Linked DNA regions of Homo sapiens: region 1 is linked to region 2. The links are chromatin contacts, found by Hi-C or POLR2A ChIA-PET in ENCODE. All regions are on one chromosome and are shown on one strand. The core of a region is the stretch at or near the end of the contact, and the rest is flanking DNA. Distances in the headings are between cores, read along the strand shown. Region 1 has its middle 71 kb from the start of GNE. Region 2 overlaps GNE (glucosamine (UDP-N-acetyl)-2-epimerase/N-acetylmannosamine kinase).

Evidence for each region. A loop is a pair of places that touch in the nucleus more often than their neighbours do. ChIA-PET counts read pairs that join two places held with the same protein, here RNA polymerase II (POLR2A). Pooled maps may share reads with other maps.
Region 1: a map of tibial artery shows a loop between it and region 2 (2.8-fold over the local background). The contact joins two enhancer-like sites. A Hi-C loop is called at or near these places in 8 of 168 maps with a recorded cell type or tissue (IMR-90, heart left ventricle, left cardiac atrium and 4 more) and 9 of 50 pooled maps. POLR2A ChIA-PET finds 5 or more read pairs at or near these places in 6 of 52 experiments (CD8-positive, alpha-beta T cell, H1, OCI-LY7 and 3 more).

The regions. Positions count from the first base shown.
Region 1 is chr9:36,327,720-36,330,419 of GRCh38, forward strand. No RefSeq gene overlaps it. Among named protein-coding and RNA genes, the nearest start is that of GNE, 71 kb to the left of the region's middle. Within about 2 kb of position 1,257, at least 2 of the 41 ENCODE cell types and tissues checked have a DNase peak (open chromatin) inside an H3K27ac peak, as active enhancers do.
Region 2 is chr9:36,217,206-36,219,905 of GRCh38, forward strand. GNE (glucosamine (UDP-N-acetyl)-2-epimerase/N-acetylmannosamine kinase) reads right to left here. Exons shown (of 12, transcript NM_005476.7): 10 at 2,633-2,700; 11 at 978-1,094; 12 at 1-395. The coding sequence ends at 160. Among named protein-coding and RNA genes, the nearest start is that of CLTA, 28 kb to the left of the region's middle. Within about 2 kb of position 1,451, at least 2 of the 41 ENCODE cell types and tissues checked have a DNase peak (open chromatin) inside an H3K27ac peak, as active enhancers do.

The DNA.
Region 1 (2,700 bases), core at 7-2,506, 110 kb after region 2:
AAGAAAGATAAGGAATTTGTGTTGGGCCACATTCAAAGCTGTCCCGGGCTGCATGTGGGCCCGCGGGCCATGGGTTGGACAACTTGGCCTACAGGATATTCAGGAGGATAACTTCAGGAGGAGATGTTTAGCAGGAAACACAAGGAGAAGTGGGACTGGAGATAGGAATCTCTGTGTTAGGGGAACTGTAAAAAGGTTGCTGATGCAAGTAGGAGAGGATGCACTAGCTCCAGGAAGAGTGCGCAGAATGGGAAAATGGTGAGGGTCATATCCTGGTGAGCCCTGATGGGAACGGGTGGGCCAGAGAAAAAGAAACTCAGGAGAAAGAACTCAGAGAGCAACACTGAGGATTTAGTGAGAGGAGTATCACATGACAGCCAAAGGGCGAGTCATGGGAGCCGCAGCAGCCTTCCTCTGGCCTGTCCCTGCCAGGCCTCCACACCTCGATATGCAGAGAGTCTCACACCACAGAGCAGTCCAGCAGCACAAAGACTGGAACGTGTTTATTAGACCTGACATTTAGGAAGCCACTGGCAAACCTGTGGTTGGGAGAGGCAGGCCTCGGCCGACATGGTAGCTCCAGTCTCAACCGTACCTATGGCACTGTGGAAGGAGCATGGGAGTGGAATTCATATGCAGCAATCAGTCTTGTTCAGCACAGAGGAGGCTTGATTTTAAAGCTAAACAAATTTGCATTTTGGAATGCAACCAAAGCTAGGCACGGTGCCTCACGCCTGTAATCCCAGCACTTTGGGAGGCTGAGGCGGGCGGATCACTTGAGGTCAGGAGTTCGAGACCAGCCTGTCCAACATGGTGAAACCCTGTCTCTACTAAAAATACAAAAATTAGCCGGGTGTCATAGTGGGTGCCTGTAATCCCAGCTACTCGGGAGGCTGAGGCAGGAGAATCACTTGAACCCGGGAGGTGGAGTTTGCAGTGAGCTGAGATCATACCACTGCACTCCAGCCTGGGCGACAGAATGAGACTCTGTCTCAAAAGAAAAAAAAAGAATACAACCAGAAAAAAAAAATCCGTTATTAAATATTCAAAAACCACATAAACTTTTAGAAGCCCCACTCTGCAGGGAATAAACACAACATTGCTCAAGAAGGAATGAGGTTGTAAGCTGTAGCGATCCTGGACTATTCTGGCAGGCAGATTTCTAATGTATGCTTTCCACGAATAAAAGCAATATGAAAGCACATTAACTGTTTATAACCGTGTCAGTCCTGACCTGTGCATTAAGAAGCTTGTACTGTATTTGGAACTTGGTTTTGAACAACAGCGCCTCCTGGTGTAAATGTCATGCATAAATACTTTACTAGCATAGTGGCAATATTCTAATAGAAATATTGCTGCTCTGATACTTTTTTACTTAAAAAGCAAGTTAAAAACATGTTTTGGGATGAGGAAAGTGATATGGAGGACTTGTTTAGGTTTTATGTAGTACAGCATTAGGGATATTGATAAAGCTGTCATTTAAGATGATAAAAATTCATCTGCCCTTGCATTGTACAGCTGTACTTCTATAAAGTGTCACAGAGTGGGGTCTACCACTTATTTTTTTAATGAAATTTATAGCCGGGTGCGGTGGCTCATGCCTGTAATCTCAGCACTTTGGGAGTCCGAGGCGGGCAGATCACCTGAGGAATTCGAAACCAGCCTGACCAACCAACATGGAGAAACCCTGTCTCTACTAAAAATACAAAAAAAAATTAGCCGGGCATGGTGGCGCATGCCTGTAGTTCCAGCTACTTGGGAGGCTGAGGCAGGAGAATCACTTGAACCTGGAAGGCGGACACTGCAGTGAGTCGAGATCGCGCCACTGCACTTCAGCCTGGGCAACAAGAGCAAAACTCAAAAAAAAAAGTTTATAAAATGATACAGAAGATTGAACAATGAATTTCTCAAATTGAACCATTTGTGTAACCAAGCACGTAGATCAACAAATAAAAAATGACTGACAGCCCAGATGCCTCCTCATGCCCTGAACTCCTGTAGGTCACGACTGCCTGGCTAGGGTAATCACGGTCACGTCTTCTCACATCACAGATCAATTCTGCTTGTTGATATTTCTATGACTGGAACAATTTGTAAGAATATTCTCACAAGTATATTGAATAAGACACAAGAGTGTGTTCTTTTGGATCTTATTCAATACATTAGCAACATTTACCCATGTTGCTTGGTGTAGTTGGTTTTCTCTTTGCTGTATAAAAACCATTGTAAAGCTCAACCATAATTTATCATCAGTCCTATGGTCGATAAACATTTGGATTGTTTCCAGGGTTGGGCTTTTATAGCCTGCTATGAACATTATTGTACATGCCTTTTGGTGCCCATATGCATGCATTTTATTAGGAATATACCTAGAAGAAGAATGACTGGGTTATAGCGCATGAACTTTAGTAGACAATGCCAACCAGTTGTCTAAATTGGTTGTTCCAATTTATATTACCATCAACAGCAGATGAGAATTTCAGTTTGCTTCACATCCTCACCAACATATGGTATTGTTAATCTTTCTAATTATAGATATTTTCTGGTGGGTATATGTCATCGTACTTTTTAAAAGCAGCTTTATTAAGACACAGTTCAATTATAGATAATTGCACCATACAATTGATCCACTTACTGTGTACAATTCAGTGGCTTCCAGTATACTTGGAGTTGTCATCCATCACCATAATCAATTTTAGA
Region 2 (2,700 bases), core at 201-2,700:
TGACTCTGGAAGAGGAGACCAAAAGTGAAAACATTTCTCTGCCAAAGTCACCTGCAGTTCAATACCAGATTTGATTGTTAAGAAACGGTCATCCTAAAGACAAGAACTTGATTCCACTCAGGAGCTCTGGAGAGAAGGTCCATGTCTGTTCCTGGAGGTCTAGTAGATCCTGCGTGTTGTGTAGTCCAGAACCATGCTGGCAGCACCCAGCAGGGCGGGGTCAACCAAATCCGAAACCACCACATCCACGTCCTGCACGGAGGACAAGGCCTGCTGGCGAATGACGTCTTTGACAATGTGGATATAGTGACTGGCCAGGACTCCGGAGAGGATCACAAGGGAGGGATTCATGGTATGGAGGATGTTCACAACCCCAAGACCCAAAGCTGTTCCAGCTATAGGGAGACAAAAATTAAAATGAGTTTCTGAGAGAAGCCAAAATCAAAATACCAAAGAGGAAGGCAGAAAAGAGCCAGCAGCAGAAATGTTAAAGAACATCCACGGCATGCAGTGGGAGGCAGTGTTTTAAAAGCAGTTCACGGTTGATTCTTAATATGAGAAAATGATCATGTGACAGCCTCAAGTGGAAAAAGCCGGGTGTACCACATGATCTCCACTAGGCAAAAAAATGAATAGAAAGACTCGAAGGAAATGTTAATAGTTGATACCTCCAAATGGGAAAACTAAGTGATATTTTTTCTTACAACTGTCCTATATTTCTCTAAATTTCCTGTAAAATGAAAGGAGCATTTTTATAGTTGTCAAACCAAACCAACCACCTGCTGAAAAAGGCAATGCTGCCAAATACCTTGAATCCAATTCCCTTTTTACCTCTGAGTAATTAGGAAAGAAACCTCTGAACAGACACTGCAAAGCACCTGTCCCTAGGGAAGCAGGGTCTCTTCTGGGGCCGGGCTGGGCCATATGATATCTGAGGCCACCCCCTGCAGCACAGCCACCTGCAGCCACATGCTCACCTGTTCTTAGGATGCTCTGGGCCTTCGCATTGCCAAGTTTCGCAGCTTGGATGAGATGGAGCGCACCCACAGCCTCATCTTTTGGCACTGACATCCCTTCCACCAAGAGCAGGTCCTCTGAACAGAGTGAGAAGGAAAAGCAGTCACTAATGAGCTGTGGGGAGGCCAAGCTCACCACTGGGCCTGTGGAAAGCAAGCCCCTACATGGGAAGACGGTGTTTTCTTTTCACAATTGCAAAGCTTATCGTTCACAAACATCTCTATACACTGCCCCTAAAGCCTTTGCTACCCTCTTGCTAATTGGTTGTACATAACCCAGAACCTATCTTCCTGGAAAAACCTCAAGTCTGACGACAGCCTCCTACCCCTCTGGCTCCCTCACTTCTCACTTCCAGTAGCAGACAGTCTTTGAAGTGTTCTTTTCTCCAAATTATCACCCTCCTCCCACATTCACTCCTTCCTTACTCATCCCAGACACAATGCTGTGCCATCTGCCAGCGCCACGCGTTCTATGGCAGCGAGGCACAGTGGCTGAGGAACAGACACAGGCCTGGGGTCAGTGCCAGCTCTGCCACTCCCAGCTGCATGACCCCATGCCTGTCACCTCACCTGTACACATTCCTCCTTCCTAGAAGATGAGACCAGTAGTGCCTCCCCTGGCAGGGTTATTTGAGGAACGGAATGAGATCATGGACATAAAGTATTTAGTTAAGTGCTGGCCACAGTAAATGCTCAGTAAGCAGCAGGTATTTCTGTGGTTATCTGTAGTCCTTGTCTTCTGCCCGTCACCAACTCAGATCAATCTGCCTCCTACTAATCTGCTAGAATATCTGGACCCTGAAGGAGAAAAATCCCCAGCTGTGCAAACTGCAACCTAGACATCAACTGGTGGTCTCCTGTCTCCCCTGGGCCCTCACAGCTCTCACCCATTCTCTCTGACTGCGCTTTTCTATACCTTCACCACCTTCCCAGTCCTTCTACCCCCACTGCCAACAGACGAGCATACTTCTTACCTCTCTCATAGGGGGCACCACCAGGCAGTGATCCCCTACCTTTTTGCTTCCTGTCCCATACACCCATCATCTCGGCTCGCCATGCCCTCTCGTGGACCCTCTGCCTGGCTTTGCAGCTCATCTCTTCCCACCTCTTCAGAACCCTACTGTAGGGCTCTATACACTTCTCTCCTGCACTCTCGGCCTCCACTCCCCATCTCTTTTCCTTCAGCATATGCTCACAAATTGGTTTTGGGGGCCAAAAATCTACACTGTTTTTATGTATGAAGCACAGATATACTACACATACAGTGCATGTATGTGTGATATATACATAACATGTTTTGTCCATTTATTTCTTCATTAAAATGTGTATTAAGTACCCTCCCTGTGATACTGGCTGAGAAAACAAAACTGAAGGAAATCTTCCCTGCTGTCTTGGAACTCTAGACCTCTGTCCACCACCACCCCTGGGGAGGAAGAGTGGCAATATGGGTCAGCCAAGAAGACTGTGCAGTTTTAGTGCGAGGGAGCCCTGCTCTTTCCCTAAGAAGTGAAAAGGGGGAAACTTCTGGCTTCAGTGTTCAGCTGTCTTTGGAATTTCCACTTTGAAGTACTTGTCTACTATTTGGTTACTTAATTCCTCGAGAGAGGGACACCAACCATCATGGAGCTTTTTTGCCTCCCTCTGCAAGGCCATTCCAGAGGCGTATGCTTCAATGCACCCATGG